Regions from separate parts of the Homo sapiens genome. Here region 1 is linked to region 2. A link is an interaction called in ENCODE POLR2A ChIA-PET data of the cell type or tissue named here. Cell type or tissue: endothelial cell of umbilical vein. All regions are shown on one strand. Each heading gives the region's core, and the rest is flanking DNA. Links, peaks and the distances in the headings are about the cores only. Region 1 overlaps PAWR (pro-apoptotic WT1 regulator). Region 2 overlaps PPP1R12A (protein phosphatase 1 regulatory subunit 12A).

Region 1 (8,342 bases), core at 93-8,092, 190 kb before region 2:
AAACCTCTGGTCATCCTTCACAATTATCTGAACCTATGAGACTCTTTCAATGGCACAAACACTTTTCCTGAGCAATGTTTCAGGAAACACAATATATGAAAAGAAAAAAATAGACCAGGTGGAGTGGCTCACACCTGTAATCCCAACAACACTTTGAGAGGCCAAGGTGAGAGAAGCATTTGCGTGTAGGAGTTCAAGACCAGCAACATACTGAGACCCCATCTCTACAAACAAATTAAAAAATTAGCCCAATGTGGTGGTGCAAGCCTGCAGTCCCAGCTACTCAGGAGGCTCACGTGGGAGGATCTCTTGAACTCAGGAGGTTGAGTCTGCAGTGAGCCATGATCGTGCCACTGCACTGAGCCTGGGTGACAGAGATCCTGTCTCAGAAAAAAGGAGAAGAAGGGAGGGGAGGGGAGGGGTGGGGAGGGGAGGGGAGGGGAGGAAAGGAAAGGAAAGGGCTATTTATCTAAGACTATTTATGGGCTAATCAAAAAGCCACATAATAAGGCAGATAAGCAGTAAGGTCCTTTCCCAATGAAGTAATGGTTAAGTATTTTAATATCAAACAGCACAAAACACATGCATCCAACTGGACATGGTGGCTCATGCCTGTACTCTCAGCTGCTTGGTAGGCTGAGGCAAGAGGATCACTTGAGCCCAGGAGTTTGAGGCTGAGTCATCACACCATAGTACTGCAGCCTGGGGAACAAGCAAGATCCCTGTCTCTAAAAAACATACAACAAAAGATACATACACATCCACCCCTATTTTTGAAGTTATAGAATAACATCATAAAAATACTCATGATGAGTGGTTAAGTATACACACAAATCAATAGTGTGGTTCCATTTCTCAAGTAGATTCAAAAAAATAAGAATAGAAACACAAATATTAATATGTATAAGATAACAGGTTTTTCTACCTTTCCTTGGATTTATTTCCATGAGAGAACTACAGTGAACACACTGCCTTTTTTTTAACACATTACTTCTACTAGCAGAAAAAAATTAGGATTACATAAATTTGATTTGCATCAACTTTTGCTTACATTATAGGATATGGAGAAGTCTTTCAAGAATTTGAAACCTAAAAGTAACTTCTTTGATTATTTCAGCTAATACAATCGTACTTTTTATTCCTATTCCTCAAGCACCATCTTCTGAATGTTAACTCTGTTCTGAGATTTACATTCTTTTTAAATACTACTAAAAATATTCTGGAAAAAACTCCAAAATAATAGAAAATCAATTGATACTTTATGTAACCTGCAAATTCTAAAATATTAAGTAGTTTGCTTACATGACCATAGATAAGCTTAGTCTGAAAGATGTCTTTTTAAGTTAATTTCATCTGTTTCAGTTCTGTATTTCAAACTGTATATTATTATGTTTATTTATCCTATTCTCTTAGTCCCCCTAGAGTTTTGTTTTGTTTGAGTTTTTCTGAGCCAGGGTCTCACTTTGTCACCCAGGCTGTAGTGCAGTTGAGCAGTCACGGCTCACTGCAGGCTCGACCTCCTGGGCTCAATTGATTCTCCCACCTTAGCTTCTCAAAGTGGTAGCATTAGAGGTGTGAGCTATGGCACCTGGCCCCACAGAATTTATTATGAAGAGCCTGAAAACAAAGTTTCAGCTGCCACAGAATTGTAATCCACAATATAAATTCTCTCCTATCTGTTCACTTCAGCAAAACCTAACAAAATATTAATTTTCAGAATACAACTGCCCTATTTCTTCAACTACTTAAAATAAATGAGACTATCATTGAAAAATACACTGTGACCCACAAAATTTTGCTGGACAAAATCTCCAAAAACTATCACAGAATAAACATTTTACTAGTCAACTGACATGCTAAGATTTGAACTTGCTGGAGCTCTTTTTACCTTTGAAGTGTGTGATTTTGCTGCTTTTAGAATTTAAATATTCCTACAATGTCGTTCAGCCATGGTGCCCTGTGTATTTTTACATAGCCTAAGGAGAATGTAACAGGTGGCTGAGGCTCAATTCTATACATGTAGGTATATGGCTATAACACATTTGCCTAAGATCTAAACAGAAAGTTGACTCAGCAGTTAACCAAATATGTTCAAAATCAATTGCCAGTCAAGGATGCCTATAGGTCTAACATGTAAGATTTGTAATCAATGGGAAAAATGTTTGCACTTGATAGTAGTTTGATAAGATGGCAAACACAATGCTTTAAAAGTTTGAGTTGCTAATTATCAAATACATTTATAAACACAAGTATATGCTTTCACTTAAAGATATGTAAAAATTAAAAATGAGTGAAAGTAAAGTTCTAATTACGCATTAACTATTTGAGGTGTTTCTGTAGTCTAGACTTGTCTAAATTCTGGAAAAGAGGCAAAGCAGACAGAGCATTTTGCACTAAGTATGTGACATTACATAAATGTTTAAAGTACTTTGAATTTCCAAGTAGCTCAACCTGTCTGTTAAAATATGCACAGTTTTAAATTGGAAGAAAAAAATGAAAATGTTTAACAACCTCATAGGAAATTAACCTATACAGTAACTACAATTTCTGATTTGGGCATTTTTATAACATTTTCACAAACATCATTTTATTTAATTCATGTAACAATCCTGTTAGATAACCAGCATTCATTTCATTTGACGGATCAGTAAACTAGTACAGGGTATTTAAGTTAGTTCTTCCCAAACTTTAGTGTGTACCAAAATCACTCAAGTTAAAATGCAGACTCTCAGATAACATCCCTAACCCAGACTGGGGTGGATTCCAGAAATCTGATTTTAAATAAATGGCAAAAGTGATACTGGTAGAGATGGTCCCCCCAGAAACATCTTTTAGGACACTGATTCTAGTACTGTAACTAAAGTGGTAAGCAGTGGAAACTCCTTTTTTTTTTTTTTTTAACTCTGAATCAATGTTCCCAAATGTTTAGATGACAGAGCTTTGCAGATCTCCATGAAAGATATGTAAAAGTTTTATTAAGGTGAAAGTATTACACTCAGTTAAATTGTTAGGTTTTTGCAAAAGTAATCCAACTATTAGGCTGGTGCCATTACTTTCAATGGCAAAAACTGTGATTACTTTTGCACAAACCTAATAAATACCTATTATACTAAACTCCACTGCAAACAAATGGTAGTAGGTGCCCAAGTTTTAAGAAACTTAAAATTGAGGAGATCCTACCATAATTTCATTTTCTCTGTAAAGTGGGAAAGGCTGATATTAAATTATTTTAAGTTAATGGCTTCTCATAATTTGAATACCATATCACTTTACTGAAAGGAAAGCTAAAATTTAGGGACCAGAGGTTCTAAGAACATAATGAAAAATAAAGATGAAAATATAAAAGCACTTAAGAGCACACCGTGTGAATACTAAAAAACCACTGAACTGTACACTTTAAAAGGGTAAATTTTATTGTATGTGAATTATATCTCAATTTTTAAAAAAGGAAAAAAAGCACAGAGAAAATGTCAAACCCTAATATTTGCCAATAATTTTATACTTATAAAACATTATATCAACCTTGCTATTAAATGGCATAATTATTTTCTGGCACACATCATAGGTGCTAAAAAAAAAATGCAGAAATAATAAATAGCATAGATAGGCTTGGTACGGTAGCTCCCACCTGTAATCCAAGCACTTTGGGAGGCTGAGGCGGGTAGATCACTTGAGGCTGGAAGTTTGAGAGCAGCCTGGCCAACATGGCGAAACACCATCTCTACTAAAAATACAAAAATTAGCCAGGCATGGTGGTGCACACCTGCAGTCCCAGCTACTTGGGAGACTGACGCAGGAGAATTGCTTGAACCCGGGAGGTGGAGGCTGCAGTGAGCTGAGATCACACCACATGCCACTGTACTCCAGCCTGGGCAACAGAGCAAGACTCCACCTCAAAAAAAAAAGAAAGAAAGAAAAAAACAAAGAAAATAGTATAAACAGGCCACTAGCTTGATAATGATTTTAAATAAGAATTTTAATGCCAGTGTTTATATATTCATTTGTTCTCAAAATTTTCCATTAAAGTCTCACTTCATCTATGTTCTATAAATAGGGCTATTTTTAAATTCCATAGTCATATACTAACAATTTAACACTAAAATATTCTTTGTATTTCTTAAACTAGGTATACAGTATGTAATACACTGAAGTGTAGTAAGATGGTTTATTACGCACAAGACTGTGAGTGCAAACTATCTCTAATCTACTTCTCACTACATGTATGACCTGAAGCAAGTAACATACCTTCTCTTCCCCATTTTCCCATAGGGCTGTGGTGAGAATTAAATGCACTAATGTATGTCAAGTGCTTAGAACAGTGCCTGGCACTTAATAAGCACACCATAAATGTCATCTACTTTAATTATGTAATTATTATTTTTATGAGAAATGACATCCCAGCTCAGACAACTCAGTACAAATCCTGATAATATTAAAATTTCAATTTACTTTACCAGTGAGCTCAAACATTTAGGAAAGCTGGGCTAATAGCCCAGGTTTTACACTAAACAGTCTCAGTGTTTACACTATATCTACCCCATTCACGAATCAAATTTTCTCCAACTCTGAGTCATTATTAGTTTCTCTCCTGACTCATCACACAGAAAGGTAGACAGTCTGGAGCATAATGGGAATAACAAAAGGCATTTCTTAATCCACCTGGATTTATAAAGTTTACTAAGTGGAACTTGTCCTATATATAATGTTCAATAAACATACTAAATAATTATGACCTAACCTGTGTTCACTTAAAAGTGCTTTCTATATGTTAAATGCTCCTTTATCTTCCCTTTCACCAACACGAGTTCAAACTATGGAGTAGGTGTCATGACCCCATCTTGATAGAAAAACAATATATCACTTAGGTAAAATCAAAGATTCACATTTTCTGACCACTAGCCAAAAATAAATTTACGTTTTGCCGAGAGCCTGGTGTTCAAAATTTTGCCACTCTATAGGTTAGAGGGTCAGAGGCAATCTCTGAGTCCACAAATTTGACCTGAAATTCTATTCAATTCCATACCTTTACTGTTTTCCTCATTCAGATGTTTAAATTACTTAAGATAATCTTTAATAAAAAGTTATGTAAAAATCTAGGGAAATATGCTGAATAATGAAAAGTAGGTTAATTTTTAAAAACTCCCCTTTCCCTAGATATATACATACACACAAAATACACAAAAATGTTTAAAATATTGCTCTATCAGTTACTTTCTATGTGATCTTGAATCATTTAAGCTCTAAGTCTTCATTTTCTCCTCTGGAAATAGTGATAAACAGTGTAACTACCACATGAGATTGCTGTGAACTTCAGTACATAAAGCACTTTAGCCAACCACTAAAGCTAAACCACTTTAGCCAACCACTATTTTAAAACAGAAGTTTTAAATACTGTATATGTTAACTTTTATACTTAAACCAAAACTTCAGTGCCACCTCTACCTATTCAAAGATTACATTTTCTATGGCACCCATCTCCATTAACCCATTCACACAACCCTACTCAATGGCAGTAACTTCACAAACCCCCTGGAAACAAGTATGTAACTGTCTAGGAAGCTTTCTTCAACTATCACTCCTCCTCCCTGGGTTAGGTACCCTGCTCAGGCACTAAGCTATACTTACTACTCTACTTTTCACATTTCCTTATATTACCTGAGAGCACCTCGTGGGCAAGGCTTATGTCCTATTCATTTCTATACCCAGACTGCAGTCCAACAGTTGTTATCACTGACTCACATTTGAATCAAATGGGGAACTTATAAAAATATTAATGCCTGGGATCCATCCCAGACCCATTCAATATTACAGGGTGGGGTGAAGGGACAAAGAGGGCACGGAATTGAATTAGCATGAGCAAACATTTTTTTAAAGATCCTAACATGCTATCAATGTGCTGCTCAAGTTAAGAACCACTGCATGTCGGTACTTAATATACTATACAAACAATTATGTATACATGTACATATGTGAGAACATATGTAAAAATATACAAGTACTGAAAAGTTTAAGACTCAGGTCAAGATTCTCATCCTCAATAGCTTCTCCCAGCCCAATCATCTCCCCCTTTTAAACACACACTATTTCCAATAAATAGTTACATGCTTCATTAAGATGGCTTTTAAACTGTTAACTCAGTACTTAAATTTTTTCATGTAATTATGCCTTATCCTTCTTCCTAGATTATAGCCTTGCTCCTTGAGAATATACACTGCCGTGTTCTTATTTTCTCCACTGCTTAAGGATAGTGTCTTTAACAGGTATGTAATACACATTTGACTGATCTGATAAACACACACAAAAATTACTGGCAAGAAGTATGCCACGTCCAAATTACCCAGTTCAGGTGAATTACTACCAAAAAATAGAAAATGTAAAAATTTAGAAAAAAGGATATTTTTCTTAAAACTCTTAGTAAATTTTATCTCATTAAAGAAGCTCTGGATAGATCGACTTCAGCCATCACATGCAGTAACCACCCAGTTTCCTACCTCCCAAATAGCTAGTTTCGGTTTTTGACCTGGTTCCTTGCCTATAACTATCTTCTAGTCAATTCTGGTATCTTTAGCTGCTGTCAGATACCTTTATAACAGTATTATATATACACTCTATAACTAGTAAAGTGAGGTAATGAAAGTCACAATAAATGTATCACACAGATGTTTCATAAGTACTTCCTTGAAGGAACTTAATGTTTATCCACCATTAAAACCAGATCTCTACATATGAACTACATGTTAATCTACTAATACAGACTTGGTTGGGAATCATGTCTGAAAATAAGAGTCTTACTCGACATTAGATAAAATAAAGTCTACTTTTGAATATAAAGAGATTGGTCATTTTCATCTTTTTACTTATTTTCATACCCGAAAAATTTGCAAAATATGTATGACTTTTTAAAACAGGGGTGCTAAATTAAATATTACACAAGAAACTCCACAGCAACTGGTATTCTCAATGTTGAAACTACCAGGAGAAATGGCACAATTCTAAAAAAGCAACAATATAAACACATGAAAATGGCTCAGCTTTAAAGTTTTGCATCATATATTTTACCACTATTAAAATAATCTGAAATACATAAGTTGTTTTGAAAAATAAGAAAATATGAGGAGGAGGCGCTCAAGAAGTATGTCTGTTAATTAGATACTGTAGTGAAGCATTACTGTTTTGTTGGGTCCTGCAGCTTGAAACGGACAGAGACATAGTTACCACTAAAAGAAAGCAGTCCTCAATTCCCTATTCAATAAAAAGGTTCAAACTCTACAGACAAAAAAAAAGGTACCCTTGGTTTGTTTGTTTTCAGGGAAGATTAAATTTAGGAGTTGCCAACACCCAAACGAAAAACATTCCAGAGTATTAGACTCCATTGTAGTGGGAAGTCATCTACATTCTCAGCACTATGTTCTCTTACTCAAAGCAGGGGTATTAACAAAAGATGTTTCTTAGGATCTCACAAGATACACTCTACTTACTTCCCCCAGTAAACATTACCCTTGTTTAAAAAAAAAAAAAGTACTTGAAAAATAATTTTAGCACATGCAGCCAGAAAAAAAGTGAAGTTTAACATCTGCCAAGATATTTCCCAAAATAAGACCGCTGTCAGATGAACAATGAGGAAAAGATTGAAAATGACAAATTCTTTTATTTGGATCATCAGCTACTTTTAAAAATCAAGTTGAGGAATGTAGCTTTTCCAAAGCCTTGTCTTCAATTTCCCCTTAATCTTCATATTTTTAACTAAAAAAAAAAAAAAAAAAAACACCTAGAAATTTGATTACCACTCTTACGAATTCCTTCTAAAGCAATTTAATGAATAACAGATCTTTTGTGCAAGTAGCAAACCGCAGAGGACAGTTTTGCTGGCTGATAAAAATCTCTGAAACGCTCATATAAATACGTCCTACAAAGACACACTATGATTTAACAGGTATGGAAATCATAATACTAAAAATTTAGGTATATTTAATATACACCCTAACTTATTGCAAATGCTTCTACTTAAACCACAATTAAAGTTGAGTAAAATTAGAAAGCCAGGAGAAGAAAAAGTGAAAGCTAAACAGTCAATGAGAAAAAGATGCAACTATTTTAGGTGAAACAAGGTAGTTGAACCACTTCCTCAAATCCATGAGCTACTATCAAAGTAATCAAAACTTGTTTGAGATTGTTTTGTCTTGTTTCTGGTAGAGGGAGGTGTGATTATACACTTAGTAAAAATGTTTTACCAGTCACTCTAATGGAAGATGCTGCTACCTGTAACGTTTCGAAAATGCTCCAAACTGCAAACAACCCAAAACAAACAAAAACCCTACCACATGTTTTTCAGACACAGTACT
Region 2 (8,342 bases), core at 324-8,323:
ATCCTCAGAGTAAACTAATCTAGGCTTAACTGCACATATCAATAGGGATGAATTACTACTATTCAGTGCATAAATGCAGTTAGTAAAGAAGCATATACACAAACAACTGATGTGTTAGAGATGATGATGAATTTGCCAAGAACATCAGAAACTCTTCCTGGAAGAAATGACCCTTATACAAACTGCATCTTGAGAGTCTGGTAGAAGCTGCTCAAGTAATGCAACAGCAGGCAAATAAACTATTACGAAGAAAGGCACACTGATGTAAACCAGTAGGGAATGTTGGGGAACTAAAAGTAGTCCAGTATTGACAGAGTGAAAAATGTGAAGTGGAATGCAATATGAGAAAAAAGACTTAGGAAGAAACTAGATCTTTCCAATTTTATAAATAATCTTAAATTACTGAGACTAAGTAGATTGGTCAAGCACACAAAGCTAGTGAATGGCAGAACTAGGATTTGCAACAAATTTAACTCCAAAATACTTCAGTTACCACAGTGACCATATGCCCCAGTTTCTTACCCCCTGGGTTATAACTATTGTCTCTATTATTATTATTATTATTATTATTATTATTATAAGTGCTTTCTTTCATGCCTATAAAACACTGATCTGTGGACTATCTTCACCCTATCAATTAGGCCACCAGACTATTATTTTTCTATACCCAAGAAAACTAGGGTTTCATTAATTTCACTTAATCATTAGTGAAATTAACTGCTGAAAGAGGTGTTTTTAATGTATTTTTTTCTTTTTTTGAAACAAGGTTTCACTCTTGTCACCTAGGCTTAAGTGCAATGGTGCTATCTCAGCTCACTGCAACCTCTGCCTCCCAGGCTCAAGCAATTCTCCTGCCTTAGCCTCCAGAAATTCTCCTGCCTTAGCCTCCAGAGTAGCTGGGACACATCATTGTAACTGGCTAATTTTTTTGTATGTTTTGCAGACATGGGGTTTTGTCATGTTGCCCAGGCTGGTCTCGAACTCCTGAGCTCAAGCAAGGCCTCCCAAACTGCTGGGATTACAGGCATGAGCCACCATGCCCAACCTGCTAAAAGAGATTATGCTGATAAAAATGAGCATTCGGAAGGATTTTGGGCTATCATCACCTTAACAAATCATCCAGTATATGCTAGAGTTAAACTGCCTTTTATAAAAACAGTCATTATTTTAAAAAAGAATCTTGTGGCAGAAAGAATAAAAAGGAAAACTTATTCTTCTAATTTTAATCTGGTTCAAGGAAACTCCATAGTTTATAGCACAGTCATAAATTCAAACTAATTAGATTAGCAACTATAGTCAACCTTGGCCAAAAAAGGTCACTTTTGTTTGCACAAGTCCTGTAAAGCATATATTCCATATCCCACCCTCCAAAAACTGAAAATAGTCACCCTACTGATAACATTAGCAACTGCAACAAACTGCTTACCCTTCCTCATACTTCTTATATACTAGCATGTAAAAGCTGAATATGCCAAGATATTTACTTTTCCTAGCTACAACATGGACAAATGACCAAGACCAGGCCAAAAGAAGTCCCATTATGGGATGTCTTCAGCAACTGGAGGGCTCTCTGGGAAAGGTTTTCCTCTTTGATGTACACAGAATACAGGGAGGATATTTTCTACTTGCAATCCATTTTTTTTTTATTTGCTTTTGGATGTGGATATGTAAAACACAATTCTAGAGTTGTGGCAATCATCTTGTAACCAAGAGGGGAGAAGGCTAAGAATAAAGTCCATTTTTGGGAAATTCAGAAGAAAAAACTGAAAGATTCCAGGTCCTTGCTGACATCACTGAGTGGCTTAATAAGCCTAAATGTCCTTCCTCTAAATGATATTTTATCCTGTATAACAAGTACCATTATTCTTTAGGTCATTTTAAATTGGGTATTCTATCACTTGCAGCTAAAAGCATTCCAACTGACACAATAGGTCTGTGACCCAATCAAGTCTATGCAAAGAAATTATTCAAGACAATTAATATTGTCTTTTCAAACTCAGAAACATGAATACAAAAAGGAAACATAAGAATTAAACATCTGAAGAAAGAGGTTGAGTTTTAATTTTCCCAGTGTAGATACAAAAGGTAATGGTCAAAAGTTAATATGTACTATTTCCTATGAGCCAGGTCCTACGTTTGATGAATTACTGCAGTTAATCATCACAACAAACCTAGGAAATACTACTTTATAGAAGAGAAAACCAAAGCCTAGAAAAGTTAAACAACTTGCCAAGGTTATACTCCTTGATAGTGACTGAGGAGGCATTCATATTCCATATCAATTAACTCCAGAGCCTAATCATTAAGTGTAGTTAAAGATAAATGCACAATTATCTGGGTTTTTTTTTCTATGAAGAGATCTAAGTCTTCTGTTGAGCAGGAAAAGTCCAAAAAGGAAGTAAAGAACTCGAGATTGAGCGGGAAAAGTACAAAAAGGAAGTAAAGAACTTGAGAATCACAATTGTTAGGTTTGAACAACCACTGCTGTTTTGCAACGGGAAAAAGACTTCCTCAGTTTATATACAAAGAAATCATGGCTCAGAAAGAGGAAACAAATTATGGAAAGATGTCGTATAGTTAGTGGCAGAGTCAGTAATAAAATTCGGGTAATTCAGACCTTATCGTTCCCAGGCCGGAGCACTTTTCATTTCACCATACAGTTTCTGCCTTGAAATTGAGATATTGTATCTCCAGCACAAATGGGGAAAAAAAGCAAAATGTAGACAAAAAACTATGAAGGCTTACTAAGATATTTACAGAGTAGAATTCCCATATTCAATATTTATTCATTGATAAGCTTTCATATATGAGCAGAGAGACAACAAAACTGTTTACTGTGTGGATAGATAGTAATAAGAAAAATAATTTAATGAAAAAATTATTTTTCAAGATATCTATACTTCCACTGTTAAATGCTTTAAAAAATCAGATGTTCTTAGTGTGTACCCACACATTAAAGGTAGTAGAGAATACAATGACTATTTCTCATTGAATTTTCTAAAAAATGTATTTTTTAAAAAAGACAATCTTCAGAAAAACTAAGTAAACAGGCTCACTGGAGAACTATGTATCATATTCTCCCTATAGCAATGTAACCCAGTTGCCAAATTTATGATTATAAAGGAATGAGTTAGACTGCTAAGTATTAACCCTCAATCATTTGAAAATGCTCTAGCTGTACTCAAAAGAAAAAAGATGGAGACAGAGAATGTGTACAATTACTAATGTTAATACGAAGTACCAAAGGCCAAAGAGGGTGGGGAGACAAAAAGAAGATCTGATTCTGAGAATATATGGATTCCCAATAACCACTTATTTTCTTTCTTGGAAAGAATAATTTTCATGAATTAAAGTAATATAAGAGTTCACTCATTTATCTTTATCACTTCAATAAACATTCAGGTCTGTCAAACAGTATTAGAATAAAATGAAAACACAGAACTGGCTTACTCTGCAATATCAAGATATCCACAGGAAGCTGCTGCATGTAGTGGTATCCAGCCTTCATTATCAGGTTGATTAATATTTGCTCCATTTTCTACCAGAAACTTCACCATATCAACATTGTCATCAATGCAAGCCTAAAAACAAAACAGAAAGCAAGATTGGAAAAAATACGAATTAACACTCCAAATAATACATCAATAGAATAAAATTCCTACTTTGTAGCTTTTATAATATAAATATTCTCTGTAAATAAATCTGCTGCTATCTTGACTATACTCCATCAAACATGCTAATGACACTAAATTGTTAAGGGTCCTTGCTTAGGTACACATACAACAGTAGTGTATGTGCCTAGACTCTTTATGGCAACCCAATCTGGATAACAAGTACCTATTAAAATGAAGACATTATAATTAAGTACTAACAATAGTCTCTATAGCAGTGGTTCCCAAAAATGTTGTCTGCTGGGGGAAGGGGGAGTAGATTCCTTTAGGGAGTTGATTAGGGCAAAACTGTTTTCAAGAAAAAACTAAGATGTCATTTCCCTTTTTTACTTTGTTGACATGTACACGTGATGGTATAAAAGTACCAGCTGTAAAACTGCATGTGTTTTAGCACAAATAATGGCAGTGGCCAAAAAAACCCCACCTCTATTAACAGTCACTGTTTCAACCACTTTGTACTCATAATTTAAAAAAAAAAAAAAAAAAACATTGCTAAGCACAGTGGCTCATGCTTGTAATCCCATCTACTTGAGAGGCTGAGGCAGGAGGATCGCTTGAGTTTGAGTTCAAGGCTGCAATGAACTATGATCACACCACTGCACTCCAACCTGGGCAACAGAGTGAGACCCTGTCTCCAAAAAAAGTGGTGGTTAGGGGGCAGCAATTTTCACTCATATATGTCTTTGACAAAGCGGTACATATTAAATCTTGGCCCTTGTATACAGGTCTTTTTTATATTCTCTGGAACAAGATGGGAAGTGTATGTTAAAGCACCTCTTCCAAGTATGATGGTTGTCTTGATGAAAAGCACTTGTGACATTGAGATGCAAGCTGACTTAGCCACTTTTCCATGCAACATTATGTCTACTTAAATGACAAACTACAGTTAGTCTAACTTTGATTTTTGGGAGATCTTTTCTTGCAAATGAACAAAATGAGTCTGTCACTTCAAGAAAAGCAATTAACGCCAGGCGCGGTGGCTCACGCCTGTAATCCCAGCACTTTGGGAGGCCGAGGCGGGCAGATCACCTGAGGTCAGGAGTTCGAGACCATCCTGGCCAACATGGTGAAACCCCTTCTCTATTAAAAGTACAAAAATTAGCCAGGCATGGTGGAGCACGCCTAGTCCCAGCTACTCGGGAGGCTGAGGCAGGAGAATTGCCTGAACCCAGGAGGCAGACGTTGCAGTGAGCCAAGATTGCACCATTGCCCTCCAGCATGGGCAACAGAGCAAGACTCCGTCTCCAAAAAAAAAAAAAAGAAAAGCAATTAACAGTATATTTGTTGCCAATGATAAACTTTCAAGAAAAAATGAATTAGTTATTTTAATTAAAAAATGTTATTTGGTAACATGGGTAAATCGCTATTATTTTTAAATAGTGTTTTAAATCCTCAGTTTTAAACTCTAAGACTGTAAATATTAATACATACAACCAAGAAAAAATGAATTAGTTATTTTAATTAAAAAATGTCATTTGGTAACAGGGGTAAATCATTGTTATTTTTAAATGAATTAATTGTATTTTAAATCCCTGGTTTTAAACTCTAAGACTATAAATATTAATACATATAACCTGCAGAAACAAAAGCTCATTGGAATCTTCAGTAATTCTTAAGAATATAAAGAAGTCCTAAAATAAAAAAAAAATTTGAGAACTACAGCCCTAAAGTAAATAAGAAGGGAACTTTTATCAAATGCTTGCTTTGTGCCAGGTAGTATGAAAGGTGCTTTATCTATGATTTACATACATTATTCTCACAAAAACCCACTCCAAGGTACTCATTGTTCCCCACAATTGTTCCTAAAATCACTCTGTTCCAGCCACAATAGGGACCTTACTATTCCTTGACCAGATACCTCAGAGCCTTTGTTCTTGCAGTTCTCACTGTCAGGAATGCTCTGCCCCCAGATCTAAGCATGCTGATTCCTTCTCATTAAACAAATCTCAATGCAGATGTTTCTTCTTCAGGAAGGCCCTCCTAGTCATCCTTTTCAAGTAATTCCTAGTACTCTATCACATTATCAATAATATCAATAGCCACAATTTTCTTATTTATACCTATGTTCTACCTCTACTAGATTGTAAACTCCATAATTTTCAGATTAGGGATATATCTGTATGTGAATATAAGTACTTTATACCTGTCCTATGAGATAGGTTGTATTCATAAACACACTCCATTTACCCTGGGGAGGCTTTCTGGAATTGGCACTATTCATAATCATCATCATATTGTCCCTCCTGAGATGCAATCCCCATGTATTACCAGGACCCCTGCCCAAGAATGTAAAGTCTGTGCCATGTATTTGACTTGGGGGATTGGGAAGGTGGGATGAAATCCACTCAAGGAGCCTTTAACTTGGTGAAAGGTTTTTTCCGTCCTAATTCACACAAAGCCACTATTTGCCCAGAGGGCAAGTGGCCTCTTTTTTTCTAATGTGGGTAAAACCCAGTAAATGAACTAATTAGCTCCTATTTCCTATCTATGATAAACAACTAATACACAACTAGGAGTATGTGGGCTGATGACTATTATCTCTGTACTCTAAAAGTGTTTCTAATAAACTGATCAGTAGACATATTAATTTACACACTGTCATCTTTGGTTTATTGCCAAAAGATCTTTGTTGGAAAATTCATGTGCTACCCATTTAAATGTATAAAAAGCCCAAGTTTATTAAGAATCCGGAAGGATATTTGAAGTAGCTGTTGAAAGTAATAAAAATTGATGTGCCATTTAAAAAGTGGTTCTAATACATTTTGCTACACATAGACCATTACCTTTATCTACCCATCCCCTTAAAAGAGGCTTAAACACCAAGACAGTACTTAACCACCAAAGGAAGTTCCTGTTTGTTCATATTTGGGAAAAAAAACTATTTTCTAGGACTGAAAACACATCAACAACAACAAAAAAGGATATTAATGTCAGACTGTAACTCTTGGAGAAAACAAAAGAGCTTCTTAAATGCCACTTCAACCTAAGAAAGAGCAGTTTGGGGCTGGCTGATGAGAGATAATGGATCAGCATTATACACAAGCAATGCATAAATAAGATATGACTGTATCCACATTTCATAAATGAAGTCTTTGCTCAACTCTCACCTTTTTGGTATTGCCTTTCTTGGACAGCATACTAAAATTACAACCCCCTCCCTACCATTTTATATCCTGAGTATCTACTTTATTTTTCTCCATACCGTTTATTACAACATACTATATATACTTTGCTTACTTATTTACCATCTGTTTACCCACTCCCAGAATGAGCGTTTACTGAGAGCAGGAATTCTGCTGCATCCTCAATACCATGCACAGTTCTTGACATGCAGAATTCGGCTGCTTCCACAATACCTTGAGTTCTTGGGCTCAATAAATGAATTAATGAATGTAGGAGGAAGCTAAGATTCAAAGAGATTAAGTAGCTTGAATAAGTCACACAGACAGGAAATGATAGGGCTGGGAATCTCACAGAGATGCTCAGGTTCCAGAAACTAAGCTTTTTCTACACTTAACACACTGCTTTCCACAGATGTTCCTAGTTTATCAACACATTTCTCACCTGCAACAGGATATCACGCATTCTAGGGGCTAAGTATTACTTGTATACATGAAATAAATTTTCCTTAACTACCATAGAAACAAAAGAAATGCTTTTAGCAGCATTTCCCTAAGGAAGAAAATGACAAAGTTTCTATCAAGAAAAGCACTATACAGTGTACCCAAAAAGTTTTAAAGCGGGAGGCTGAGGCAGGTGGATCATGAGATCAGCAGATCAAGACCATCCTGGGAAACATGGTGAAACCCTGTCTCTACTAAAAATACAAAAAACTAGCCACGCATGGTGGCACACACCTGTAGTCCCAGCTACTCGGGAGACTGAGACAGGAGAACCGCTTGACCCCGGGAGGCAGAGGTTGCAATGAGCCGAGATCATGCCACTGCACTCCAGCCTGGGCAACAGAGCAAGACTCCATCTCAGAAAAAAAAAGGGTAAAAGCATTGAGAGGGAATCACAGCTTTTGGTTTTAGGTTCTAGTTCTGGCTCTGCCACAAATTTTGTGGCTGTGAACAAGTAATTTAATCTTTTTGGACGTTGGTGTCTTTATATTTCAAGTGGAGGGAAGAAGTGTGAGGGGGTATTTATCATAAAAATTCCCTACCATATTTAAAATTATTATGTATCTTCCCTCTAGAACAAGTTATAAGCAAGCTGACGGCAGTTTTCCAAAGTGCCTAGAACATATCTTACATATAACAGATGATAAAAGAATACATAGGCAACGTTGATACAGATATTGCTCAAGAAAACTATTTTTCACAGGGCAGTGGTTAAAAGAAAGAGGTTTGAGAATCACAGCTATTTAATGACGAAGAAACATAAAAAGTGTATTGTATTAGAAAGTAGTTTATAGAATGCTGAGATAAGAGAGTGACTTACTGTGACTTGCATAATCATTCACTTTCCTTGAGAAATCATACTGATTAAATTCTTTCTCTTTTCAGACAGAGTCTTGCTCTGTCGCCCACACTGGAGTGCAGCAGCACAATCTCGGCTCAATGCAACCTCCGCCTCCCGGGTTCAACCGATCCTCTTGCATCAGCCTCCTAGGTAGCTGGAACTACAGGTGTGTGCCACCATGCCTGGCTAATTCTTGTATTTTTAGTA

The links. ChIA-PET counts read pairs that join two places held together with the same protein. Peaks named below come from ENCODE experiments on the same cell type or tissue, not always from the same donor. Only the 100,000 strongest peaks of a DNase experiment are listed, where the experiment ranks them.
Region 1: POLR2A ChIA-PET joins it to region 2 with 6 read pairs; 4 of 35 experiments call an interaction of 5 or more read pairs at or near these places.

Annotation. Positions count from the first base shown.
Region 1 is chr12:79,680,723-79,689,064 of GRCh38, forward strand. All of the region lies in intron 2 of PAWR (pro-apoptotic WT1 regulator), which reads right to left. Among named protein-coding and RNA genes, the nearest start is that of PPP1R12A-AS2, 5.1 kb to the right of the region's middle. In endothelial cell of umbilical vein, for the core only: no CTCF peak of the experiment used is centred there; DNase peaks (open chromatin) are centred at 4,569 and 7,369; H3K4me3 peaks cover 1,700 bases; H3K27ac peaks cover 2,829 bases.
Region 2 is chr12:79,869,358-79,877,699 of GRCh38, forward strand. It overlaps PPP1R12A (protein phosphatase 1 regulatory subunit 12A), which reads right to left. Exons shown (of 25, transcript NM_002480.3): 2 at 3,451-3,581. Among named protein-coding and RNA genes, the nearest start is that of PPP1R12A, 62 kb to the right of the region's middle. RefSeq lists enhancers at 5,184-5,721, 5,722-6,258. In endothelial cell of umbilical vein, for the core only: no CTCF peak of the experiment used is centred there; no DNase peak of the experiment used is centred there.